Regions from separate parts of the Homo sapiens genome. Here region 2 is linked to region 1. Evidence: read pairs that join two places in POLR2A ChIA-PET (ENCODE). Cell type or tissue: A673. All regions are shown on one strand. Links, peaks and the distances in the headings refer to the core of each region. The heading gives the core; the rest is flanking DNA.

Evidence for each region. Peaks named below come from ENCODE experiments on the same cell type or tissue, not always from the same donor. Only the 100,000 strongest peaks of a DNase experiment are listed, where the experiment ranks them.
Region 2: POLR2A ChIA-PET joins it to region 1 with 5 read pairs; 2 of 35 experiments call an interaction of 5 or more read pairs at or near these places.

The regions. Positions count from the first base shown.
Region 1 is chr3:156,603,363-156,620,137 of GRCh38, reverse strand. No RefSeq gene overlaps it. Among named protein-coding and RNA genes, the nearest start is that of SSR3, 57 kb to the right of the region's middle. In A673, for the core only: no CTCF peak of the experiment used is centred there; DNase peaks (open chromatin) are centred at 8,087, 9,887, 10,417 and 10,757; H3K4me3 peaks cover 229 bases; H3K27ac peaks cover 5,000 bases.
Region 2 is chr3:156,785,812-156,798,184 of GRCh38, reverse strand. All of the region lies in intron 1 of LINC00886 (long intergenic non-protein coding RNA 886), which reads left to right. Among named protein-coding and RNA genes, the nearest start is that of LINC00886, 25 kb to the left of the region's middle. RefSeq lists an enhancer at 9,761-9,830. In A673, for the core only: no CTCF peak of the experiment used is centred there; no DNase peak of the experiment used is centred there; H3K27ac peaks cover 1,293 bases.

The sequences.
Region 1 (16,775 bases), core at 5,816-10,815:
ACAGCTATAATAATAAAAATAATGATGATGATAAATAATTTAAAAATAACAGCTGTTGGCAAGGATGGGGAGAAATTGGAACCTGTATACATTGCTGGTAGGAATGTAAAATGATGTGGCCCCTTCGGAAAACAGTTTGCCAATTCCTCAAAATGTTAAACATAAGTTATTACATGACCCAACAATTCTCCTAGACATATACAAAAAGAAATGAAAACATGTTCACACAAGAACTTGTATACAAGTGTTTATAGCTTCATTATTCATAATAGTCAAAAAGTGGACAAAACCCAAAGGTCTGTCATTTGTTTACCAAAAGGTTATCAAAACACTCTATGTAATGGAATATTATTTGGCAATGAAAAGGAGGTTTGATGCATGCTACAATGTGGATGAACCTTGAAAACATTATGCTAAGTGAAATAAGCCAATCACAAAAGACCACATATTATATGATTCAATTTATATGAAATCCCCAGAATAAAAAATGCCACAGAGACAGAAAGTAGATTAGGGCCGGGGGTAGAAAGAATGGAAATGACTGCTAATACGTATGGCATTTCCTTGTGTAGGAGAAAAAAGTTTCTAAAATTAGATAGTGGCAATGTTTGCACAACTTGAAAACACTAAAAACCATTGAATGCTACATTTTAAATGGTCTAATTTTATGGTATGTGAGTTACATCTCAATAATGCTGTTAAGAACAAAACATAGCCCCTCACCCACTGACCAAAAAAGGAAACTAGTTTTGTAGCAAAAATACGGGAAATATGAAATTTACCAAGCAATGTCATATAAAAGAAAGAACATTGAGAGTCAAGACCTAGATTTTAGGCTTGCAGTCATTACTTACTAACAGCAAGCGCTAGGGCAAGTCTCTTAACCTCTATTTTCAGCCTCCTTATTTATTAAAGAATGAGGGTTCTGGCCAGGCACGGTGGCTCACGCCTGTAATCCCAGAACTTTGGGAGGCCGAGGTGGGCGGATCACGAGGTCAGGAGATCAAGACCATCCTGGCTAACACGATGAAACCTCGTCTCTACTAAAAATACAAAAAATTAGCCAGGCTTGGTGACAGGCGCCTGTAGTCCCAGCTACTCGGGAGGCTGAGGCAAGAGAATGAGGCGGAGCTTGCAGTGAGCCAAGATTGAGCCACTGCACTCCAGCCTGGGCTACAGAGCGAGACTCTGTTTCAAAAAAAAAAGAAAAAAAAGAATGAGGGTTCGTTCCATTTCTAAGATTTGGTGGTCATGATGATTTTCCCTGTTGACCTGATAGAGGAGTAGTTGCATCAGACTCTCAAGGGGGTTCATGATCCAACACAGTTAAGAGCTGCTGCCTCTGGTTTCAGCCTTGTACTCTCTTTAATGGCAAAAATCTGATGAAATACCTGCAGGAGGTTCCCACTTTGCCACGCCAATGAAGCACTTCTTATTGCATTGAACTTCAGGAGCTTCACTGTATATTGTCGGAGGAATCCTGCAAAGAGACAGGGGATTATATTTTGACTCAGTTTTGCTTGAAGCATTCGGTTCAGTGTGTGACCTTCCCTTACAGACCAACATGGGTGTGAAGGAGAGAAATAAAGCACTCAAGTTGCCTTTGCTCAAAATTATCTTCCTTACACCATAGCAAGAACAAAACAAAACAAAACAAAATGATCGGGTACAGACTCATCTCAAGATGAAGAACATCAATGCAGTAAAAGAAGGAACATTTGTTCCAATTCACATCTCACTGATGAGGCAATTGAGAACAGACGGTTTGAATGACTGGCGTGCAGTCCTATCATCAGTATAACTGGTACTAGAACCCTTGTCTGTAGACTCGAATTCCTTGACCTAATGTAATACATTTTCTCAGTTAAATTTCACAGAGTGGGAGAGGGAATATTGAGCCTCATACACACTACAGTTTAGCTTAATTTAATTAAACAATCTGTATAGTAAAGTTATAATACTGAATGAATTAAATCTCAATATACCTTTACCTGAAATAGTGACTTCAATCACATATAAGGATAATGTCTCCAAACTCTTTTCTTGAAAGGTTTGCATGCCTCCTGCCTTAGAACTTGGTCCTCTTTTCTCCTTTAGGCTCACTTTGTTGGTGACCTCATGCTGTCTCATCACTTTTAATACTCATCTGTCTTCACAACCCACATCTGATCCATCAGTCAAGTCCTGTTGACTTGACCTTCAAAATATCCAGAATCCAGCTACTTCTCACCACTGTCATTGCCTCCATACTGGTCCAAGCCACCATCATCTCTCCCTCCTGGATTACTGCCATGGCCCCCAACAATTCCTGTGCTCTGCCCTGGCTTCTCTTAAGTCTGATCCCAATATGCAATGTTTTGAAATGTAAGTCAGATCATATCGCAACTCTGCCTCAAGCTCTTATGACCCCTCATAAAAATCAAAATTCGTAAAGTGGCCTCCAAGCCCTTCCATGATCCTCTCATCTCTCTTGTTCATTCTGTTCCTGCCATGGGGTTTCCTTGCTATTTCTTGAGCAGATCAGGCACATTTACCACAGAGCCTTTGCTCTAACTGGTTCTTCTGCCAAAAAATATGTTCCTGTGGGGAAAAATCTTGAAACATATGCAATTTTGTGGATCCTCATTAAGGAACCACAAATACAAAATTAGATTCCAGGACTTGAAGGGGCCCCTGCAAGTTAGAGACCTTGAAATGTAAAATTTCACTAGCTTCCATAGTAAATGTACCTACTTTCTTCTTTCAAATGTCTGCTTGGCTGACTCATTCCCTCCTTCAAAGCTTTGTTCTAATGTTTCCTTGTCAGTGAGGTCTGCTATGACCTCTCTGTATAATTCTGCAACTTGTTCCTTCATGCCTTTTCTTTCTTTTCCCCCCATGGCACTTAGCATCTTTGATCATACTATATAATTAACTTATTTGTTATCTTTACTGTTTCCCCTACCAGTACCTTGCTAGAATATAAGTTCCAGGATTCCTAGTCCCTCAAATAGTCCTGGGCTAGAGTAGGTGTTCAATAAATATTTGTAGAAGGAATGAATTTATATTTCCTTAATGGTATTTTAAAAGTATAATAATCAAAGCTGGGTGCAGTGGCTCACGTCTGTAACCCCAGCAGTTTTGGAGGCTAAGGTGGGAGGATCACTTGAGTACAGAAGTTCAAGACAACCTGGGCTGTCTAGAGAGACCCAGTCTCTACAAAAAATTGAAAAATTAGCCCAGCATGGTGGCATACGTCTGTGGTCCCAACTACTTGGGAAGCTGAAGTGGGAAGACTGCTTGAACCTAGGAGGTTGAGGCTGCAATGAGCTATGATCACATCACTACACTCCAGCCTAGGTGACAGAGTAAGACCCTGTCTCTAAAAATAAATAAATAAAAAAAATAAAATCAAGTGGAACGCCTAGGCCTGGCATGTGCTAGATTCTCAGCCATTATCTTGAAGATTAAAATTTAATTTTAAACAGCCGTCATTGCTACTGCAGCATCTAGCCTGTGTCAAATTCTTTTTTACGTTCTCTTGACAATCGAATCAAGTAGGCACTATTCCCATTTTATAGATGAGATAACTGAGTTTAAGTCTATTATCCAAGGTCACGTAGCTAGGAAATAACCCAGGTATGTTGGATTCCAAAGCCTGTGATCTTTCCATTTTGCTGGCAGCAAGTGACATTTATACCCCAGTTTCTTTCTGGCATGGCTGAGGGAGGTAATAGAGAAAATCATATGAATTTGGGATTAATGCCTAGCTTCAATACATCCTTGCTTTGGGACCCTGGGAAAGTTTCTTAACCACTGAGTTTTAGTTTTCCCATATATAAAATGGGCCTCGCAGTGCCAACCTTAAAGAATAGATAAAAGAACTAAAGAAAATAGTGTTTAATATCAAGGCTTTTAAAATTATTTGATAAGTATTCCCTTCAAAGGAGTTTATAATTAAAGTACACACAGACACACACACTTTCATAAATAGAATTTGGAGGAGGGTGCTAGCCAGTTGCTATGGGGAAGCCAGTGGCAGGGATGCAGAGCTTTTCTGATGCCAACACACAGAGGCTTGGCTCAAGAGAACATTGTAGGAGTAGGGCAGAGAAGACGATGTTGCAAACCACAAGGGAATGAAAGAGACACTCTTGAAGTTACATTTTGTTCTTACCTCCTACAAGTTGGCTTACTCACATCTTTCCATAAGACCCTAGAGCAGGCCTTTTTTCAACACTTCACTGAACAAGTGTCACAGGATACTTGAAGTTTCCTGGAACTGAGTCATCCCATACAATTTCAAATATTTTAAGTGCTAAATGAAAGAAAAATCTCCAACCTCTTGTTGTAGTTCTGCCATGGTTCTTTAGGAACAATAGATGAGGAAAGACAGCCTGACAGTGTGATGTGATGGGGAGGAGGCTGAGGCTAGAAGGGCTCATAGGTGAGGTACAATCAGCTAGTCCCAAGACTCCAGTTACCTTGGCTGAGGGCCCAGGGCTTGCTTCATGCACCACAGAGGGGCCCACATCTCACACAGATCCTGGCATGGGGCAGGCATCACTTATTCATGTTATTTTATTTTCATTTTAAAAGGAGACATTTTGGATATTCTTTAAATAATCAATTTGACCTTATTATTTAGTCCTAATTTATCTGACACATGTCATAAAAGAAAAATTTAAATGCCCATGGACCTATTACCCTAATGTGGCAACAATGAAAACTATGGATTTTATAAGGACTCTGTCTATGTACCTAATTATATGTGGCATGCTAGATCTTCTAGCTCATAATAAAGGGTTCTGATATTGAGGAGGGTGAAACAAATAAGATATGTGTCAGGATTAAGTCTAGATGTGAGTAATAGAGACCTGAAAAACTGTAACTTCAACAAGATGGAACTTTATTTTTCTTTCACTTTATATTTTCTTTCACTTAAATCTTTATGTAGTCAGTCCAAGCATGGTACTCCTCGGCACATGTGGAATCACACCACAACTCTCTGAACTGCTTGTTGATAATGCCAGTCCCAAACTACAGGTGCTGTTAATTGAGGAAGTTGTGCCTGAATGTGCCTTCAAGGCAGTTTATCTGTGATTATGCAGCCTTCTCTCTCTGGTGCCCTGAGAGCACACAGCTGGATCACTGATGGAGGCTGGGAGAGCTTTGATTCACTTCAAGATTTCAGACCTTTCTGAGGTGAGTTCCCTTAAGCTCTGCTGAAATAATAAATGTGCAATAATTTTGTAAAGTGTGAAGCCCTGGAACCAGACTTGAATACCAGAAAGGTGAGAAATCCCTATTGAGGAATCAGTAGGAGAACTCTTAGAATTTTCAAGAAGGTTAAGGAAAATGACTGGTCATAAGAGAATCTGGCAGGAATTTGCAGTTGCCTGGATAGTAGCAGTAACCAGTTAAACCACTGTTTCCCACACTTTGGGCATTAACATACTACCTTCATCAGCTTTACTGTATCCAAGTACTGTTTGCACTATCATTGACTTATTATTTTTCTTTCAATAGACTCATTCTTATTTAAATTAAATGTATTAAACAATTATCCACACAGTAGCCAGGGTGATCTAAAAATGTAAGTCAGATCACATCACCTTATGCTCAGTACTCTAGTAGTTTTATGTCTGATTTAGTATAAACATTGTCTGCAAAGCTGTATGTGATCTGAGCCCTCAGAGTTCACTTCTCACCTCATCTCTATTCACCACCTCCATGGCTTAGCTTCATGCACAATGGCCTCCTTGCTGTTTCCCCTGCATGCCAGCCTCCTTCCTATTATGAAGTCTTTACATTTTGGGGTGGCTTTGCTCAGAATGCTTCTTCTCCAGATAGCTCCATGTCTTACTACTTTAATACATTCAGGTTTCTACTCAAATCTCTCTCAGAGAGGTCAGTCTGACCAACCTGCCCAAAAGGGTGCTTGCTTGTCAGTGCCTCTTACCTTCTTAGTTTCTTTACTTTCCTTCTTAGCATTTATCACCACACAAACTATTACACAATTACTAATTTCTTTAATTATTATCTGTCTGTCCTGACTAGAATATAAGCTCCAGGTAATCAGGTGCTTTACTTCTTTAGCTGTTATAGTCCCAGAAACTGGAATTGTGCCTGGCACATAGTAAGTGCTTAATACGTAATTGTTGAATGCAGGGACAGATAGATACCTGTAACTGACTTGATTGCCTAGAAACAGCTCCTATTTTTTAATAAGTGAGACTTCACAAGTAAATTAGATGAATAGATTGGTCAATAAAAGTTATAGAAAAACCTGATCAGCCTTTTTTTGGGAAAAACATGAATATAGATACCATCATCATACAAGTAGCTAATTAAATAAATGTGTACCCAGATAGATTAAAATGTGGATAATTCAGAGCAAATAATTTTTGAAAACCCTAAAATTATAGCCAAATTTTCTCCTGCTTTCTCATTGAGAAAGAACTTTCTAATCTAAAACAAGTGGAAAAATATATTAAAAGATCAACAAATTTAAATTCACAAACACTGTTAATTTCTCTAGGATATTTATTTCATTAGATATTATTTGCTTGTTTTTGCATTCTCAGGGAAATGCAAATTAAAGTTATAATGAAATACCACCATATATCTATTAGAATAGCTAAAAAATCCAAATAAATGACAATTAAAAAACCCAAAATGAAAAATGACACCAGCAATACCAAGAGACAGCAAAGACATAGAACAACTGAACCTTTCATACAATCCCGGTGGGAATACAAAATGGTAGCGCCATTTTGGAAAATAGTTTGACCAGTTTCTTTTTTTTTTTTAATAGTTTGACAGTTTTATGTGAAGTTAAATATACACTTGCCATGCAATCTAGTAATCCCACTAGATTTTTACCAAGAGAAATAAGTTTGTGTTCCAGTACTTGTATGTGAATGTTTATAGTGGCTTTATTCATTATTGACAAAAACTAGAAATAACCCAAATGTCCTTCAATTGGTATATGCATAAACAAAATGTGGGATTCCATACAATAGAATATTACTCAGCAATAAAAAAGAACAAAGTGCTGACATATACAAATAACATGGATTTTTTTCAAATGCTTTATGCTAATTGAAAGAAGCCAGACTCAAAAAGCTATATTCTATATATGATTCAATTTATATGACATCCTGGAAAAGGCAAAACTATAGGGACAGAAAAGAGATGGGTTGTTGCCAGGGGCTGGAGGTGGGAGGAGGGTTGACTATAAAAGGTCATGGGGAAAATTTTTGGAAGTAATGGAGTATTCGATATTTTGATTGTGATGCTAATTGCCAAACTTTATACATTTTTTGAAAATGCGTAGAACTTTATACTAAAAAGGATGAATTTCCCTGTGTGTAAAGTATACCACAATAAACTTGACTTTAAAAAATAAAATGTAAAGGTAAGCAAACTGGAAAAGTGTTTAAAACAAGCATGATGAAGTATTCATATTGTTAATACATAAACTGCATAAAAAATTATAAGACAAACAGCAGTTGTTACGTAACAAAAGCAAACAATGTTTATTCTAACTAGTAATCAACTAATCAAAATTAAAGCACACTGAGACATAGTTTCCTCATAAATTAGCCCTTCTCTTCTCTTCCCCCATTACCTTTTCTAAAAGGTTAATACAGGGCCAGGCACAGTGGCTCACACCTGTAATCCCAGCATTTGGAAGGCAAGAGGATTGCTTGAGCCCAGGAGTTTCAGACCAACCTGGGCAACACAGTGAGACCACTGCCCTACAAAAAATAAAAACATTTTCTGGTCATAGTGGCACAGCACCTGTAGTCCCAGATACTTAAGAGGCTGAGGTGAGAGGATCACTTGAGCCCAGGGAGGTGGAGTTTGCAATGAGCTTTGATCCATGCCACTGTACTCCGGCCTGGGTGACAAAGCAAGATCCTGTCTCAAAAAAAAGAAAGAAAGAAAGAGAGAGAGAGGCAGGAAAGAAGGAAGGAAGGAAGGAAGGAAGGAAGGAAGGAAGGAAGGAAGGAAGGAAGGAAGGATTAATACAGAATGCTTGTAACAGTATGTAAGGATATAAAGGCTCACACAATTTTGTTGTGAGGGTAAATTGGTTCAAATCTTCCTGGGAAGCAGTCTGGCAAGTCTATATCAGAAGATTAAGAAGTGTTCACGCATTTTGTCTCAGTAATTTCACCTCTGGGAATCTATCCTAAGAAGATAAAGCAAGTTGTGAGAATAGTTTTATGTATGAAGATAGTGGAACAAATTATTTACAGTAATACAAAGTTTGGAACAACCTAAGTATCTGCATTAAAGTAATAGACAAATTATAGTTTATTCATATGAAGACATAGTATAAGGTAATCATTGAGAATGTTTTTGAAAAAATTTTAATATAAAAAATGCTTATGAAATAATGCTAAAAATAAAAATTAGTATAAAATGTGTAACCTCAACTGTCTTAAAAGTATTGATAGGCCGGGCATGGTGGCTCATGCCTGTAATCCCAACACTTTGGGAGGCCGAGGCAGGTGGATCACCTGAAATGAGGAGTTCAAGACCAGCCTGGCCAACATGGTGAAACCCCATCTCTACTAAAAATACAAAAATTAGCCGGGCATGGTGGTGGGCCCCTGTAATCCCAGCTATGTGGGAGGCTGAGGCAGGAAGAATTGCTTGAACCCAGGTGGCAAAAGTTGCATTGAGCGGAGATCCTGCCACTGCACTCCAGCCTGGGTGACACAGCGAGACTCCATCTCGGGTGGGAAAAAAGTATTGATACATAAAAAATTCAAGGGCCAGGTGCGGTGGCTCACGCCTGTAATCCTAGCACTTTGGGAGGCCAAGGCAGACAGATCGCCTGAGGTTGGGAGTTTGAGACCACCCTGACCAACATGGAGAAACCCCGTCTCTACTAAAAATACAAAATTAGCCTAGCGTGGCAGTGCATGCCTGTAATCCCAACTACTCGGGAGGCTGAGGCAGGAGAATTGCTTGAACCTGAGAGGCGGAGGTTGCAGTGAGCCGAGATCATGCCACTGTACTCCAGCCTGGGGAACAGAGCGAGACTCTGTCTAAAAAAAAAAAAAAAAAAAAATCAAGAAGACAGTTTCTTAACATGCTGATTATAGTTATTTGTGGTAACTGATTTAGTTTTATTTCTTGTTGGCTTCTATTTCTTCTTTACAATAACCCCAAAATGTTATTATGAAAGAAGCAACCTAAGGTTAAGAGGACTCAGCAGATATCCCTGACTTTGGGTTAACATCTTGAAAATTAACTACATTTTTGGTTTTCATCTTCAAAAACTATAAGCCATAACAATTTGAAATAAACACAATGCCATTAATGTTTTGAATATATTCATTTTTCTTAGAAGTTAAATTATGATTCTGTTTATATTCTGTAGTTAAATTTCAAAACTTTTAAATATGATACTTAAGGCTATAAAATTGCACTGTCTAATATGGTACTCACTAGACAAATTCATGGGCTATTGAACACTTGAAATGTGGCTGGTCCTAATTGAGAGGTGCTATAAGACATACCATATTTTGAAAACTTCCAGTGAAAAATTGTAAAATACATTCTTAATAATTTTTATATTGACTACATGTAAAAATGACATGTATATATAGGATAAATAAAATGTATTATTTAAATTAATTTTACCTTTTTTTTTTAACTTTTTCCATGTGGTTACGTTAATCAGATCAGCATGCAACAGAAACCACATTAGGTACCTCAACCAAATAGGTATTTCTCTTTCTCATGTTTCTAGAGGTGGGCACTCCTGGACTGGAGTGGCAGTTTCCCGACATCATCAACCTCCAGACTCTTTCTGCCTTTCCTGTTTCACCATCCTTGGGGTGGGGCTTTTCTCTTCCTGGTCACTTTCTAGTCAAAGAATGGCTACTCCACATCCAGCCATATGTCTGCATTTTAGGTAGAGGAAGAAAAAGAAAGTAAAAAGGAGGAAAGGAGACATCTATAGTAAAGCAAAGATTTCCAGAAATCTTCAGCAGACTTTCACTTGTATTTCATTGGCTAGTATTATGTCAAATGATACCCGGGTTTGCAAAAGTGAAAAATACAGTTCTTTCTGTTTTTCCTGTTGTATTGTTGCTATTGTTATTTGTTGCTTTTTTGTTGGCTTTTGTTTTTGTTTTGCTGGACACATAGCTGCAAGGATATATCAGTACGGAAAAGGGGTTTCTAGTAGTGCCTGCCCACAACTTCTTGGATTTTTTTAGTCAAAATTTATTTCAGTGGATGGTGCTGGATACACATTGAAAATTGTTACAAGTTTTGTTTCCCCTTTCTCAGCTTCCAGAGGGACTTTGTTTCTCCCATTAACATAGTTTTTCTTCTAGCAAAGAACAAAATAGTTTATCACATTTTGGATTTTCTTAATTACCATCACATTTCAGTCTTGCCTCTAGGGCTTTTTCATTCATTGCACACAATGCCTAAAGTCTAAGAGCTTTTCAGGGCCTGAATACTTAAGACCTGAAAATAATATATTGGTTTCTAACTGCACAAAGGAAACAATGATATCAAAAATCATTAAATATTTAGTTAAATATCTCTACAAAATATACTCAATATATTAACTGTTAAGGTTCGTATTCTTAAAATGTTATATTTGAAATATATTTGTAGATTATGATCTCACTTTCATGAGTATGCATGATGATTACATAGAAATCACAGCTAACCAGAAATTAAATGATTTGTTCCTAGCGTTAGTGGACGTGACTATTGCCTCTCTATGTCCTTTCCAGCCAGATTATTGCTCCAAGCCTTTCACAGTACCTTTAATTCTAAATGAGTGAGTGAGTTGGAAATGGACATGTTTAAGCCATTCAGACTCATGAAATATGAGTAGAAGTGTGCTGGCCTCTTTTAGATGTAAATAAGAAAGGATTTTGCCCTTATTGCTGCTGGCAGTCATCTATCTCCACGTCGTAAAGATACCTAGACTTAGGAAAAAGTCCACACTGTGGTGTGCAGAGCAAAGAGGCAAACAAACAAACAAACAAACACCCGGGCCTTTGAAAGATTAATCCACAGAATCAACCCTGAAGTCTGTCCTTTCTCTATACTTTCGGTTATGTGTGCTAGTGTTCTCTTTAGTGCAACCCCATTAAAATAAATCACATCTTTAAGAATAGTCCAGATCTCATAATCTCATCCTGTAGTTTGTTTGAAAGAATCTGAAGCCCACAGATTCAAGTAATTTACTCAAGCATTGCTGTATTCATTTGCCAGGGCTGCTTTTACAAAGCACCACAAACTGGGTGGCTTAGACAGCAAAACTGTATTTTCTGACAGTTCCGGAGACTCGAAGTCCAAGATCAAGGTGCAGCAGGTTTGGTTTCTTTTGAGTCCTCTTGCCTTAGCTTGCAGATAGCAAACTTCTGGCTATGTTTTCACATGGTCTCTCCTCTGTGTGCACAAGTCCCCGGACTTTTTCTGTGTGTCAAAATTTCCTCTTCTTATAAGGACACCAGTAAGATTGAATTTGGCCCCACCCCAATGGCTTCATTTTAACTCAATCACTTTTTAAAGGCTTTATCTCCAAATACTGTCACATTGTGAGGCACTGGGAGTTAGGGATTCAATTTATGAACTTTGTTGTGACACAATTCAGCCCATACCTGTTACACTGTGCTTTTCTTACCACAACGCTAGAGCTCAGTTTAGGACCCACATTTCCTGACTCCCAGCTGCACTTTCTTACCACAATGAAAAGAATACTGAATTTCTGCATAATGTTTGTATGGAGTATGATAAAATTCTTAGCAGTAAAAAAGTAGCATTTGTAAGGGCGTGGAGGTGGCAGTTCGTGAGCAGCAGTGCTGGAAAGAATATGGAAACTTCAAAAAGCCTGGCTAAAGTGACAACTCTAGAAGCCAAATACATAGAGAAGGAAATTTTATTTTATGATCCAGAAACAATTGAACATATCTATGCTATTCAATAATAGAAGACTGGTTGGGTAAATCATGATGTATCTGCTTGTATGAAATACTATGCAGCCTTAAAAATTATGAAGTTGAATATATTTCTTAACATGAAAAGATAAGTGTGATACAACTGGGGAAAGACAGTCTCTTCAAAAAGTGGTGCTGGGAAAACTGTATATCCACATGCAAAGGAATAAAGTTAGATTCTTACGTTCTACCATATACAAAAATTAACTCAAAATAGATTAAAGAACAAAATTTAACACCTATAACTATGAAACTCCTAGAAGAAAACATAAGGGAAATGCTTCAGAACACTGAATTTGGCAATGATTTCATGGCTATGACACCTCAAGCACAGGCAACAAAAGCAAAAGTAGACAAGTGGGACTATATCAAACCTGAAAACTTCTGCACATCAAAGGAAACAATCAACAGAGTGAAAAGGCAACCTGTGGAATGGGAGAAGATATTTGCAAATTATATACCTAATAAGAAGTTAATATCCAGAATATATAAGGAACTACTATAACTCAATAACAAAACCACAAATAAACTGATTTTTAAAATAAGCAAAAGACTTGAATAGATAATTCTCCAAAGACGATGTACGAGTGGCTAACAAACATATGAAGAGAATGCACAACATCACTAATCATAAGAGAAAGATAAATCAAAACCATAATTACATACCACCTCATACCTATTTGGATGGCCAATATCCGAAAAACAGAAAATAACAAATGTTGGCAAGAATACAGAGAAATTGGAATCCTTGCACACTGTTGGTGGGAATGTAAAATGGTTCAACCACTATAAAAACGGTATGGAAGTTCCTCAAAAAATTAAAAATAGAATTGCCATATGATCCAGCATATATACTCACTTCTGGGTATATATCCAAAAGAATTCAAAGCAGGATTTTGAGGAGATATTTGCACACCTAGGTTTATCACAGCATTATTCAAAATAGCCAAGTGGTGAAAGCAACCCAAATGTCTACCAACAGATGAATGGATGAAGAAAATGTATAAAAGTATATACATCTAATGGAATATTACGCTGCCTTAAGAGAGAAGGAAATTCTGTCACATGCTACAACACGGATGAAACTTGAGGACATTATGCTAAACATTCACAAAAGTACAAATACTGCATGATTCCACTCAGATATAGAGTCTAAAATAGTCAAAATTAAACAGAAAGTTGAAAGGCAGTTACTAAGGCAGAGGGGAGAGCGAATTAGCGTTGAACGGGGTTTCACTTTTACAAGATGGAGAAGTCCTAGAGATCTGTTGCACAACAATGTAAATATGCTTAGCACTCCTGAACTATACACTGAAAAATGGTTAAGATGGTAAATTTTAAGTTCTGAGTTTTCTACCACAATAAAATTATTTTTAAAATAGATTACACAACTCTGGTATGTTCTGGTTTAAAAACATATACATGTATGTATATATGCAGTTACTGGCAGTTTATACATGAAACTATTAGTACTAGATATTTATGAAAAATATTTTTCCCTCTACTTTTTTTCTTATTTAAATAAATCCGGATAATGTGTGTGTGTGGAGTACTGAGAAAGGCCTCCGTATCTAGGGGTAAACTGTGGGGACTTTTTCTGGCCAACCAAGCCAGCAGCAAACAGCAGGAAAGCGGGCAAATTTTGGACACAAATACAGCACCAGCCTCTGCCCTGGGTCTCTCCTCCGTTCACCACAGATCTCTTAGAGCTTTTCTTCAGAGCTTGGCCCCCTGCCTGCCCCCTCCCTTTAGCGATGTGTGGGGAAATTTCGTTTTATTTTGTCCTTCTTCCACCTTTTCCAGCCGCCGTGGAGTGCAGCGCTTTGGAACTTGAGCACGCGCGCTGCGCAGCCAGAGCGTCTACACACTGAGCCCGCACAGCTTCTGGGCACACGCACCCCGGGTCGGCCGGCCGGCCGGCCGGCTGGCTCCCCACCGCCCTGGTGAAATGGTTTGTCCCCAGTCGCAAGCTGTTTGGGTTGTTTGGAAATGTCTTTTCCTTGCCTGCGCCTCACCCTGAGCACATCCCCTTGCTTCTGGTAATAGCCTTCTAATAATCGCACGTTCGGCACGTCCTGTGTACCGACCACTCTGGGAAAAGGAGCAGCAGGGAGGCTAGGCTAGGAGCGGCCTAATCCAGGCGCCAGGCGGTCTTTGGAGAAGGGCCCTGTCCTTTGGAGAAGTCTGAAGCTTGCTGGAAATGTTTGATGACCGTTTTCCACTAACTTTTGTCATGCAGAGCCCAGGCTGAAAAAAGCTAGTCATCACATTCCAGTGTGGTCAAGGAGCGGTAAGGCGTGGATCTGAGCTTTCCTGATCCCCTGGTCCCTCTCAGAGCCCCAGTCCCCACCCTCTCCAGCCCTCAGCAGAGGAGAGAAGTGGCCGGGTGCTGGGAGGGGCTGAGGCCCGTTACTAATGAGTGTGACTTGGAAGCTGGACAGGAGAACTGCTTGCTGGTGTACATGTTCCCCCACCCCCACTGCTTTAAGATAAAAAGCAGGAGCCCCCAGAAGGGAAAATACGTGGCCTTTTTTTTTTTTTTTTCCTTTTGGACCTTGGAAACCAAGTGATAAAATAACAGTAATGCGAATGAAACTCTCCCTGAAACACTAATAAGAAAACTAATTGCAGATTCTAGGACAAGTCTCTCAGTGCCTCCAAGTGTTGCCATTTTGCTTACAAAGAAGTGAGATAAAGGGAGACAATGAAATACATTAAGTAGGTCATTGTGGGGGGAAAGTCTGAGTTCTAATGCACTTTCAGTTGTTTTTAGTCTCTTGATTATACCCAATGTTGACTGATACTGGAATCTTATTTCCATGATTGGACACAGTTACAATTTACCTCGATTAGTTATTAAGAATTGCAATGTAAATGTCAGATCGGTAGTACAGAAATTAAGTACAGATTTGCTCTTAGGCAGTTTTGCTTTTATTGGTTAACAGTATGGTGAACAGTAAAGAAAAAGATTGCTTGAAGCATAATTATGCAAATAGAAGCTGTTGCTATATGTTTCAAATGGATTATTTGTAGAAAAATCTATAGTCATCTACAGCAAATATTTAATTAATTTCCAGTCTTCTACTTGGCTAGGAACTTCATCAAATGAAGATGATGCAATCAGCACAAATTTATTGAGTGACACCTCTGTGTGGGATACTGTTCTGATCACCTTCTATTCACTCCATTATTGAAAGAGGAATTCCCCACCCTAAATAGTATGAGATAGTGGAACATCCAGCACCCAACACTGGACAGATGAGATTGATGGCAGTTTATGACTCACATAAGCTCACAGCCTAGGGGAGGACACAGGACACCATGCAGCGTCACTTGGGGTTGCACTCAGGAGTAGAGTGGACAAGCATGGCCTATGGGAGGCAAGTTCTGTAGCAACACAGGCTGGGGTGACCCCTGGTTCCCACTGGAGGATGAGTGGCTTATTTGAATAATTTCACAGGCTGGCAGGGAAGTAGAACCCCTTAGGTTGAAGACCAGGTAGCGTGCAGCTCATTTAGCTAATAGGGAAACTAGCCAGATGAGGAGCCTTTTCCACTGGGGAGGGCCTATCTGGCAAAAGCAGAACTCACAGTTAGTCTTTGGGGGCTCCAGGAAGCTCAAAGATGTCAAGGCAGCACAAAAAACTTTAGGCCTTACACTATAGATCCAAAAGAAGAGTAAGACATAGTCCTTGGCTGTAAAGAACTTGAGTTTTCTAGGCTGGGGTGGGAGTGGGGGTGCCAAACTATTATACATGGTTCTAACTGTAAATACAGGAGGACTTTTGAGCATATAGAGTAAAGTAGGTATAATAACAGCAGCAGACAGACTTCACAGAAAACATGGTGCTTGGCTAGAACTTCAAGGGTGAGTAGGATACGTGGTTGAGGGGAGTCAACCTGGGAAGGGGAAGCATTTTAGGAACGGAACAAGATGAGAATGGTCTTGCTGATGTTTCAAGACTGGTCTATTCATTTATTCAACATGTACTTATTAAGGGCCTGCTTGGCACATGGGCCTTCCAGGTTACAGGGTAAGAAAGAAACTCTAAGGACAGCATGTACCTTGCCAGTTGGACTGTTTGGTCCAAACTGGTGGTGAACTGTGTGGCAGTGGCGGCCAGGAAGGTGTTTAGCTGGGGCCTACCATTCACTGGTAGCCTCAAATGTGGACTTTGGTTGTAATCTCCAATGAGGTGGAACAACCCTGGAAAGATATCAGTGGGATATAAATATATTCAATTTGTAATTGTAATTGTTGTAAACACCCAAAATATACCACAATCTTAACACCCTCTTCAGCTTTTATTTTTTAATATACTAGGACCCTTAAAAAAAAAGGAAGTGGCCCTGGTGTCCCTTAACTTCTGGGAGGCCCTGCTAGCCAGACTGCTCCCCATCCTGCCAGAATGTGGTTGGCTCTTCTGGGCTCACCTCTGGACTCTCTCTTCTCAGGTCTGCACTGAGCATTCCCATTTTTGCACTCCTGGAGCACTTTGGGCTTGTTCTCTCCTGTGGAGCATTTAGTACTTAATGATCCTGCCAACTGAACTACCAGCATGTATGGGCAGCCACAATCAGGAAAAGATGCTTTTAAATTACTGAAGGGAGCACTCTGTTCTTTCCAGCACAGGGTGCTTATTTTCGGGTTGTCCAGCACGAGTGTGTACCCCCAAAGTTATTTATTGGAGACATGTTTCACCTCTTGTACTTGGCAACCAAAGCACAAAGATACATACCAACATGTTCTTAGGTTTGTTCTAATTTTATATCCCAAATGGCCTGAGAGAAAAGAAAGGGGTGTTCTTTG
Region 2 (12,373 bases), core at 802-5,801, 180 kb before region 1:
AATATAATTTTTTACCATTTATGTCTCATATTTTCCCACTTATGGCTAATATAAGAAATACATTTTTGTGATTCTTTTTGAGAATTAGTTTTTTAAAAAATATCATAAGAGAAATTATAAATGGAAAATTATGCAAACATAAATTTGATGAGAAGTACTCACCTTGTCAAAATAGGCCTGTGATTTAAAAAAAAATGAATTTGAAGAGATTTTTAATTGCATCATCTTTCTGTATAATCCATTTCCACATCATTTGATGGCACTGATGTCAGTTTTTCATCACTGTAGTGGCTGAGACACATTAGAATAAGACAGCCCTGGATTCGTATTCCAGCTCTAACATGTCCTTCCTGGGTGGGTCACTTAATCTCTCTGAGCTAAGCTTTTTTCATCTATAAAATTGGGGTCATAGGATTATTATTGTAAAGATAAAATGAGATAATGTATATAAAACATCTGGCATAAAGTAATGTGCAGTGCAGTCACAGTAATTATTAATTAAATTCATCAACAAATATTCTGTGCCTTTGTTCTAGGTTCTGGGAATGTGCATCAGGGCTGCCTGTGGATTATAAAGGTTGTACATGAAGCAAATCCACAGGCCACTGTTTGCAACAGTGCACCCTGGAGCTAGCAGGGCACAGTCTAGAGGTCATATTTATAGCCCTAACAGTGGAAAGTAGAATGGGTAAAGTTTATACTCTAACGAAAAAAATAACATTTATTATTATGACTTCACACTATCAACACCCTAACATTCAATATAATAATAATTAGTGAATCAGTAAGTACTAATTAAGCACTTGGCAAATATTCAATGATGTTCTAAGTGAGGTAGGCAATGTGGAAGTTAGAGGGTGCCTTATTTCTGCAATTAAGTAGTTTAAAAATCTAGTTAGGCAGTCAAGATACATGAAATGGAGACAAAATATATTTAAGTCCTAATTTGCATGATATAATTAGGTATAGGCAGACCTCACTTTTGCACAGGATCATGAAAAAGACTGCAAGCAGAAGCCATGGGAAGTGATCTTAATAATCAGTGGGACATGATTATTCCATGTCCCTGACAAATTTTTGAGAAAACATTAAAAACTCTCTTACAGTCATTACAAATGTGTAAAGAAATGAAAAAATAGTAAAAATTAACATTTAATATACTATAAAACATTAGAAACATTGAGGATCAAAGTATTTTACTTTTTTGTAAAAAACTCATCAAGAGTAGTTTCAATAGTATTTGCCTTCTTCTCATTGTATAACTTACCATATCTTTTCTATGCCTTGGCGAATTTTATGTACCTTTCTAGGTTTAAATCAGCTTCCAACAATTTATCCTTTGCATTTTTTATGTCATGAAATATCTTCTAGAGTTTCTTTCTTTTTTTTTTTTTTTTTTTTTTTTGAGATGGAGTCTCGCTCTGTCACCCAGGCTGGAATGCAATGCTGCAATCTTGGCTCACTGCAACCTCTGCCTGCCTCAGCCTCCTGAGTAGCTGGGATTACAGGCACCCACCACCAAGCCTGGCTAATTTTTGTATTTTTAGTAGAGATGGGGTTTCATCATGTTGGCCAGGCTGGTCTCGAACTCCTGACCTCAGGTGATCCACCCACCTCAGCCTCCCAAAGTGCTAGGATTACAGGCGTGAGCCACCACGCCTGGCCTCCTAGAGTTTCTTTAATGTGAAATATCTTCCTGGAATCACTTCCTCTGGGACATTGTCATCCTTTTCATCACAACCACTTTACTCACTGATGTTGATGAGTTCCTCTGGCTGCATATCTAGAAGCTCTGAAACCCCAGCAGTGTCAACATTGCCACAGTCAGCATTTTCTTCTATAACTCCATTTACATTGGATTCAAATTTCACTTCCAGCACTTTCACTTTTCATTTCTTTGCTGTACTTCCATCTTTGTTAGTCAGTTCACTTTTTTGATTACCCATTTTTAGAAAATGTTACAGGGGTTAATCACTGGTTGACAAGAAGACAACACAGCTGTACACTTTGCTCTCTGGGGGTAAACTGAATAACAGATGTGCAGTGACCAATCACACACTATTCTGAAGGAAGTGATGTAATTGGTCATGGATCATGATATGTGTCTGTTATTTACTTAGTGATTTGTCAAGAGCTAGGAGCAAACTTTGTACTTTATATGATTACTTACAGTTAATATACCATGGTAACTGAAACTTGAGCTGTGTTAATGGAGGACTAGTATTATTTAATTAAAATGTGGTAACTGAAATTCATGCATATCAGAACTATGCAAAGAGAGGATTGCCTATACTACATTCTCTTAGTTTTTAGCATATATCAATGGAAAATATGTTCTCTTGATGGAAAGCCATTTTATACATTATGACTGAATGGGTTAAACATGATAGATTAATCAGGGTAATATATCAAAATGAAGTATTAAACATGTACATACATACATAACGTAACATACATAAAGCCAATAAATGTCTACTAAATCAAAGCATTAGCACACCTCATAGATAATTGCATGGCACCACAGGCCAAAGTACTGTAATGCTTTTTGTGTTTTCTGATATTTTAGTCCTTCTTTTTCCTCCTTTATTTTTTGCCTTTTCTTCTACTGAAATTCAGGTCAAATGAAATGCAATACAGTTTACCAAAAATAGCAACACAGTACCTAACTTTCATTAAAGTATTTCTCTATCTCCATACTACATTTTTACCCTTCTGTCTACCTATCTTCTCATTTACATATATGCGGAGAAAGAATCTGGATACGGTTTTTTTTTGTTTGTTTTTGAGATGGAGTCTCATTCTGTCGCCAGGCTGAAGTGCAGTGACACAATCTCAGCTCACTACAACCTCCACCTCTCAGGTTCAAGCAATTCTGCCTCAGCCTCCTGAGTAGCTGGGACTACAGGCACACGCCACCATGCCCAGCTGATTTTTGTGTTTTTAGTAGAGACGGGGTTTCACTATGTTGGCCAGGGTAGTCTTGATCTTTTGACCTCGTGATCCTCCTGCCTTGGCCTCCCAAAGTGCTGGGATTACAGGTGTGAGCTACTGCATCCAGTTGGATAAGTTTTTATACTCTTAATGATATGTGGTAAAAAGTGAGATTTTTTTTCGTGTTCAGATTTGTATTGTTTTAATTCTTGATGATGAGCACTGGTGAACATATTTAATGTTACAAAAACAATACTAGTAATTTTCCCAAAAAACAAACACAAAAGTGGAAGCATTTTAAAAACAGTTCAGAGAAATTCCTTTAGAATTTTTCAGAATGGTATAATTTTCTCAGAATTTTTTCAGGGAATGCACCATGTGGCATTTTGAATGGCAAAATTGGTCCTTGCTCTTTTTCTCTATTCTCATTTTACCGTGCTGATTCTTACTATTATTGTTTTGAGACAGGGACTCACTCTGTCATCCAGGCTGGAGTGCACTGGCATGATCTTGGCTCACTGCAGCCTCCACCTCCTGGGCTCAAGGGATCCTTCCACCTCACACTCCCAAGTAGCTGGGGCTACAGGAATACACCACCATGCCTGGCTTTTTTTTATTATTATTATTTGTAGAGATGGGGTTTCTCCACATTGCCCAGGCTGGTCTCGAACTCGTGACCTCAAGTGCTGAGATTACAGGCATGAGCCACCACGCCTGGCTTTTGATTCTTATTTTTAAGAGGAACTGACAATAGTCAAGGGTCTTCCTATAAAACAATCAACTGTTTTGTTCCTTAAATGATCTCCTGCTCTATGCTATGCTAAAACAGTTATTCCTCTACTATTAAAGGTCTTATCAAATTTTATTTTTGTTGAAAGATAAAATTAATGCTTTTCTATGGTTAAAGTAAAGAGCTGTTTGTTTTTTTAAGTCTGGCTGAAGTTTTGTTTAGTTTGATTTGTAAACTCAGAGCCTTCAAGTTCAGGACTATCAGCCTTAGACTGTGTAGGGAGGCTAGAGAATCCAGGAAAAGACTCAAATTTACATTCAGACATTGAGTAATCATCAATAGTAAGTAAAGATTACAGAGAATCCATTCAACTGAGTGTAAATTTTAAGTGTCTTTAAATTTTGTTTCAAATAACACTTTCTTACAATAAAACATATTAGTGTTTATTACATTGATAAATAATAGCTGTCTGTTTCCAGCAAGCTGTTTTTTTCCAGCGCTGAGTTCACAAAGGGGCTTTGTTCTTTTTTCCTTGACTGAACAGACCAATTTAAAAAATAAAACAGAATAAACACCTAGCGACACTGAACTCTCACCCTTGCTGTGGATATATTTAGGATTTTTTTCTTTTTTTTACTTCTTTCTCTTCCTTTCCATTACCTTCTGGGAGTTAAACCTCTTGTTAGCTTCCATTTTTATTGATACAAAGAGTAGTTCCAAACCTCTCTGCTGCCTTGACCTGTCACCCCCAAGGCCTCTAATTTTATATTTCTAATTGCTTGTAATACATGTCTTGTGATTCCCTAAAAGTTTACATCTTGATAGTTCTCTCTCATCTTAGTCATTAAGGCCACTTCCTAAAATGGCCTCCCAGCACTGAAACGTGCATGTTTCTCTCAACAGTTTTTTTATTTCATTTGTTCCAACTTATATCCATTCATTCTGTTTAGTGTTTATGATACTTCCTCCTCTTCATTTCCACCACTCCTGACTGAATTATAATCCTCCCTTATACCTGGGCATCTACACCAGGGTTCACCCAGAGCTCCTGACCCCAACCCATTCTGCACTCAGTAAACAGAAGAGACTCATTCACCATTTTCATTCTTGTTCTGCCCACTGAAATCTATAGCATCTCCCAGAAATTGACTATATTCCGTCAGCTTCAATTCAAGGATCTCTATTATCTACTTCCTTTTCTTATCAAATAATGCTACTTTCTTGTTGGAAACTCTCCATTTATAATCAACTTATACTGCTTCCCTGTAGGAAACCTCATTTCATTCCAGACTTTTTACCCAGGCCTAAGAAGTGTCTGCCTGTCTTTCTGACCTCATTTCCTGCCATCTTCACCACAGCTCACTCTGCTGTAGCCATGCTCTGTTCTTCCTGTCCCTTCCTAGCCAGGCCCTGTGTGCTAGCTTCTCTCTTGCCTTGAGAGCTCTTCACATGGGTCATTGCATGACTTCTCCTCTGTTGGGACTCAGTCCAAATGCCATCTCCTCAGCGAGGCCTTCCCTGACAATCCTGTCTAATATTGTACACGTACAGCCACTACTGTCACATTTCTTAGTTGTATTTTATTCATAGTACTTCATATTATTTTTCACTTGCTTATTATCTATCTGTGCCACTAGAATAAATAGCCTACAAGGGCCTAGAATTTGGCTTTCTTACTGGCTGCTGTATTCCTAAGACCTAGAACAGTGCCTGACACGCAGAACCCAATAAATATTTGTTGAATGAATTATGCTGACATAATTTTTACTCTCCGATTAAGCCAACAAATTCTCTGTGATGTCTTGCATATTTATTTGCCAATCCTTAGACATGTGTTTTCTTCTACTGAATTCCGTTCACTCTTTCTTTTTGTCAATTTTTATTAGTCACTTTCTTCAAAATCTAGCTCAAATACCACTTAAAAAAAGGCCTTCTCAAATTCTTCCTGCCATGAGCATTATATTACTTCTCTTCCCCACAGGATTTACCCCTGTAGTTTTCATTATATTATCTTGTGCTTTAATTTATTTTTAACATGTTGCTTTATAACACAGTGTTTTTCTTTTTGAGTCATCTAGTTATTTTCTTGTTGAGAGAGGATATAGTTATGTGAAAAAAGCTTTGGACTGGGAGTCCTGGCAAATAATTTCAGACTTTGGACAGACCATTTTCAACATCTGTAAAATCAAGGGGTTAGGCCTTTCATTTGCAGACCAGAGGTTGCAAAATGGCAGGCCACAGATTGTGTTACTGAGCCAAACTTTGGTTGGCCTGCCCGGTGCAGCAAAGCCAAACGCTGACATTGAGATTTGCAGTGAAAGAAAATAAGGCATTTATTGCAGGGTGCCAAGCAGGGAGAATTGGGAAGCTCATGATTAAGACCTGAACTCCCCGATGGCTTGCATGTAGGGGTTTTTAAAGGCAGGAAGGCAGAGGTTTTAAGTAAAGTCATGAATCAACACATAAAGGCTATACTTTGGTTTGACCTAAAAAGGACGGACATCTCAAAGCAGGGGCCCACTGGTCATAGGTAGATTCAAAGATTTTCTGATTTTTTTTGGTTAAGAAGGTGAAGCTTTGTCTAACAATTTGGAGCCCGCAGAAAGGAATGTTGAGCCTGTGGATGTGACTTCCTCCAGGCTCCTCAGAAAGAAATTTAGAACAAAGAACAGAGGTCATAGTTCAGTCCTCAGTTCCCCCTTATCTGAAGTCTACATGTCAGCAGACAGCATTTTCAATTTAATAGTGTCCAAGTTTCTGAAAAATAACTCAGGGACATATGTTAGGGTGTTATTAGTATCTTTAGTTTCTATAGGGAATCAAACATCTAATGAATAACTTTCTTGGCTGTTGTTTTAAGCTACTGTTACCTTATTGCTTATCAAGTTGCTCATTTCCTTTTTTTTTTGTTAAGACAGTCTTGCTTTGTCACCCAGGCTGGAGTGCAGTGGCGCAATCTTGGCTCACTGCAGCTTTCATCTCCCAGGTTCAAGCAATTCTCCTGCCTCAGCCTCCCAAGTAGCTGGGACTACAGGTGCATGCCACCATGCCCAGCTAATTTTTTGTGTTTTTAGTAGAGACAGTTTCACCATGTGGGGCAGACTGGTCTTGAACTCCTGATTTCAGGTGATCCGCCCGCCTCGGCCTCCCAAAGTGCTGGGATTACAGGCGTGAGCCACTGCGCCAGGGCTAAATTGCTCATTTACTTCTGGAGGCTCGCTAGGTGCTTGGAATTTCCCTTGAAGGAACTCAAGATTTTCCTTTATTTCCATGCTTGGAGCGCATGGTGAGAGGTGCCCAGCAGACTCTTAAGAGGGTTCCTGCTCTGTCTTAGTTGGATAAGGCCCACCTATGTGTTTCATTCAGACTTAGTAAAACTCAAATTAGTTGACAATGTTTAAAAATTGAGAAATTTTGGAAAGCTTGGAATTATATACACTCTGAAAAAGATCAGAATAGACCCACATTTTGGGGTGGCAGAAAGCTCATTGAGAAAGAAAGCAGCTGTCCCTTAACATCAGGTGTAGACACCAACATGATATGATGCTCAACTTGTTCGGATATTTCACTTGTTTCTGTTAACTCTGTGTTGGAATTTCAATATGCAAACTCAAGATTGTATTACCTCTGAGGTACCTTCCAACTCTACATATCTGTGATTTTGGATAAACATGTTTTACCTGTCTACTCAAACTTAATGTTCTTCAAGGGCAGTGCCTGGTGCTTCTCCTTTGCTTCTCAGGTTATAGTGCTGGTCATAAAGCAGGTGCTTAGTACTTGTTTGTTTAGAATTAAATTTAGTTATATCCACAAATATGTAATAAAAAACAAGTACTACCTAATAAAAATTTATTACAGATGTTTCGTTGGCTTTTTTAAAGAAAGACATCCTATCAAAATGGAATTAAAATACTAACGCAGCATTTATATCATATGGAAATCTAACTCTAGACAGATATCAACCAAATGAAGTTTCATTTAGGCAACAGAAAAGAAATGTAGTCCTTTAGTCTCCTTTCTCTGTAACTCCCATTAATTGTTTATTGTAGTTATGCATGCATATCAAGAGCAGAATGTACTCCAGGGATGGAAAAAATATTGCTATTTGTTCTCCCAAATAGTGATCATATGTTCAACAGCTGGGACTTACTGAGATCTGCATTTATTTCAATACCAATAACTACCTTTTCTGTATTCCCAGAAAACCACAAAATATTTGGCATGGTTTGGGCCCACTATATCTAATTTAAAAAAACTCATTGTTCTTTTGCAATGATTGATTAACTTTTAAAGAGAACACATTTCACTGAGATAGTTTACATGGATTAACAGCAATAGCTAAAAGATTCCACACCCAAGTTGGGCCATGTCTGGGACACCAAAGTGAATGGAAGTCTTGGGTTCATGACTGAGGGCAGACTTACCACCAGTGTTGTCAAAGCCTATAGTCTGAACACTTTCTTCTCTGTCTTTCCATTTTCTATTATAAAGAGTACTCAGAAATTACCTAAGTATTTAATTTCAAAAAAAATTGCATTTCTCAAAAACTCTGTAAAATAACAAAGGACATAGCTGATACCAGAATAAATCTTTTTTGTGAAGTTTGGATAACTGAGATTTGAAAAACATTTTAGAAATTTACATTTATTTAGAACATTATATTTTAAAGAATTAAAACACAAGCTGGTTAGAAATTTTAACATTTACAATAAAACAATTTGGATATTTTTAATCTCTAATTTTTTTATTATTTCTGCAGGGATTGAAGTGTACTTTTATGCTATCTGTAAAAAAAATGCTTAATAAGTAAATAAACATTTTAAGTAATAGTTGAAAAACATTTACTTACCAGAGAAAATAATTTGTTTTCCAACACTTCAGTTTTCTTTTATTTATAAAACACTCTATTCAAAATGAAGGTATGTTAGTCAGGGTTCCCTAGAGGTACAGAATTAATAGGATATATATAATGGGTAGTCTAGTAAGTATTAACTTACACAATTACGAAGTCCCACAATAGGCTTGTCTGCAAGCTTGAGGAGCAAGGGGAGCCAGTCCGAGTCTTAAAACTGAAGAACTTGGAGTCCCATGCTTGAGGGCAGGAAACATCGAGCACAGGAGAAAGATGCAGGCTAGAAGGCTAGGCCAGTCTTGCATTTTCACGTTTTTCTGCCTGCTTTATATTCAGTGGCAGCTGATTAGATTGTGCCCACCAGATTAATGGTGGGTCTGCCTTCCCCAGCCCACTGACTGTTGCCAAATGTTAATCTCCTTTGGCAACACCCTCACAGACACATCTAGGATCAATACTTTGCATCCTTCGATCCAATCAAGTTGACAGTCAGTATTAACCATCATAGAAAGCAAGACAAGAACTTCTTAGATATGCTAATCATTTTTATCTATTTACTAAGTCTGGGCCCGAACTGCCAGCACTTGTTAGTCATTTTCTGGTTACTGTATGTCCTTGAAACTAATAAAACTGCATTTCCTTTGAATGCAGTTGGTCCAGATCGTAACTTTTCCCATATGTATTTATTTTTGGGGTTTGGATCATTTTCATCTTCCATTGATTTTCAAACTATTGCAAATTACACAGTTTACATGTTAAAGAGATCAAGTTGTATAGTAGAAGAAATCTTTCTGCAAGCTATGTGACATTAACCTTGCTGAGCTTTAGTAACCTTGCTCATTTGTAAAATGGAGATAATAATAGTACCTATTTCCTAGGAATGTAGAGGAGATGAATAGAGATAAGGCAAGCATTCTGCTAGTAAACAAGGTCCACATTATCACCATCATTCCCAATATGTTTTGAAGATTCTATGTAATTAACTATGCATTTTCTAATTTATACTGAATTATTCTCATTTTGCAGATGAAGACACAGGTTCAGAGAATTAGGAAGCTTGCTCAAGATCATACATGTTGAAGAACCAGCCTCCTCAGCTGCTTCTGATTGTAAACTAGCTGTGATCAGGGCACCACTCTGTTACAAAAGCAGTCTTAGAAATTAACCAGCACAAAGATCATCCATGACTAGTGAGTGCAGTTCTGAGACTGGTTTTCATATATGCCTGTAGGATCAGTCTCACTATTTTGAGGTTGTACCCTGGGCAGGGAACATGAGTCATTGCCTACCCATCCACTCCTCCACACTCTGACTGTCTCTGTTATGAATTAAGTCCTAAGAATTCTTATCTCATTACTCCCCATGGGGTTTCAGCAGCAGTCATCTCTGACTTGTATTTTCACCCTGCTAGTTAATTGCTTTCTTAGACTTTTCTATTCTGCTGTTCGATGGTAGCTCAGCAAGTGACTTTTCATCATTATAGAATAGGAAAAAATTGTTTGGGTTGTGGATTGGTTTACAGATGCTGCACTTTCCAATTCCTACCACACCATGACCCTGTAACCTGCTGGGAAGATGTAGCCCTAAGTGCAAAAGAAGCTCCCCACAAAATGTTATTTTCCTAGGTCCTTTTCCCAACCACATGGAGCAGATAAATGGAAGGAGAGGCATGTTGGTGGTGGTGATGATGGTGGTACAATTTTCCCTCAGTATCCACAGGGAATTGGTTCTAGGAAGCACCTCCCCAACACCAAAATCTGCGATGCTCAAGTCCCTTATGTAAAATAATATAGTGTTTGCATATAATCGACCCATATACTCCCATATACTTTAAATCATCTCTAGTTTACTTATAATGCCTAATACAATGTAAGTGCTATGTAAGTAGTTGTTATACTGTATTTTTTTACTTGTATTGTTGCATTGTTATTTTTTATTTTTCAAATATTTTCCATCAGTGGTTGGTTGAAACCATGGATGTGGCACTTGTGGATATGGAAGACCGCCTATAATAGTAACAATTATGGTAGTAGTAATGCTGGTGATGGTGTTGGTAACAGTGGTGGTGAGTAACGGTGTTGGAGAAATTTTTTCCACTCACGTGGAACCTCGCACCAGTCTACTCTCTGATAATTTGGATGTATCTCATAAATGGTATCTCAGTTTTCTTCAAGTTGTATATAGGTCTTCATATTTTTTTTTCTTTTAAAGTTTAAAACATCTACCATTCGGTCTAAAATAAATGCTTTTAATTTAAGGCCAGGGAATTCCACACCCTGACCAAGCTTAACTCACAGATCCTGTAAGTGCTTTCTGAGGCCCAACAAAGTGGGTTTCAAGATAACACAACTGCCCTGCCTGGTAGCAGAAGGTGTTTTAAGTGTGCCATGTGTCTGGCCTCAGAAGAGGCAAGCCACAGCACAGAGCAGGATAAGCCTTTGTGGGGCCTCAGAAAGCACTTACAGGATCTGTGAGTTAAGCTTGGTCAGGGTGTGGAACAGAATTTCCTGGGCTCTTTTAAGGTATGGTCTGGTCTTGCAGTCTATACTCTCAGGCTCTCTGTAGCCTCCTTCCTTTATCAGTGAAATGGAGGAATGCAACTCTGGACCTCTACTTCTCCTTTCTCTCCTAAGGGGCCAGAGACTGCCTAAACCCCACACAATAAAACTCACAGATCCCTCTGGGAGGCTGAGGCAGGTGGATCACCTGAGGTGAGGAGTTTGAGACCAGCCTGACCACCATGGTGAAACCCCATCTCTACTAAAAAATACAAAAATTAGCCGGGCATGGTGGCAGGCGCCTGTAATCCCAGCTACTCGGGAGGCTGAGGCAGGAGAATTGCTTGAACCCAGGAGGCGGAGGTTGCAGTGAGCTGAGATCACGCCGTTGCACTCCAGCAACGGGCGACAGAGCAAGACTCCATCTCAAAAAATAAATAAATAAATAAATAAACACCTCACAGATCCTTTGCTCGAGGTGTGGTTAAAAGAACAAAATTATTATAATTACTAGGCGAAACTTTAGTCACTCTGCATCACATCTTCCCCTACATGTGCACCCATGTGCGTGTCTGTTTCCAAGAAAAGGTGACTGTGGAAATAGGAAAAGACTTCTGCTGAAATGCTGAATGTTATACTGTTTTCTTGGGCCCATCTTAATAATCATCTACAAAGCTGCAATTTTGGCAATATGAGCTGGCGGCCTGACCTAACATCATTGTACTTTGGATCACTGAAGTGTCTCCTCACATGCCAAAACCTGCTGCACTTTCTTCCTACTTCGTTGCGGCCTTCATCAACCTTGTCCACCTCTTTCAGTCACCTGAGTCTCTACGTGCACTGTTCAGTATGGCAGCCATGAGCCAATGTGGCCACCAAGTATGAAGAAGGGAGCCTTCTGAATTGAATGTAAAATGTACACTGGCTTTCCAAGACTTAGCATGAAAAAAAAAATGTGGAATAACTCAATAATCTTTGATATTGCTTGCAGGTTGAAATGATAATATTTTGGATATAGTGATTTAAATAAAATATATTATTAAAATTAATTTTACCTGTTTCTTTTTACTTTTTAAAGTGTGACTACTAGAAAGTTTAAAATTGCAAATGTGGCTTGCATTTGGAACTCACATTATATTTCTATTCCGTACTGCTAGTCTAAATAGTTTGCAGTCCTTTGCACTGTTGTGATCTGTTTAAGGAAAATCATCCTTGGACAATACTGTCTAAAAGTTTTTAATTTTTTAATATAAATATCAAATAGTTTTAAGTGGCATATCAGCTAGATTCTGAATTTTAAATCTTCTTTTTTTAAAAAAAGAATGAATGTATGTGTCCAAAACAAAGGCAGTAGCACTGGAA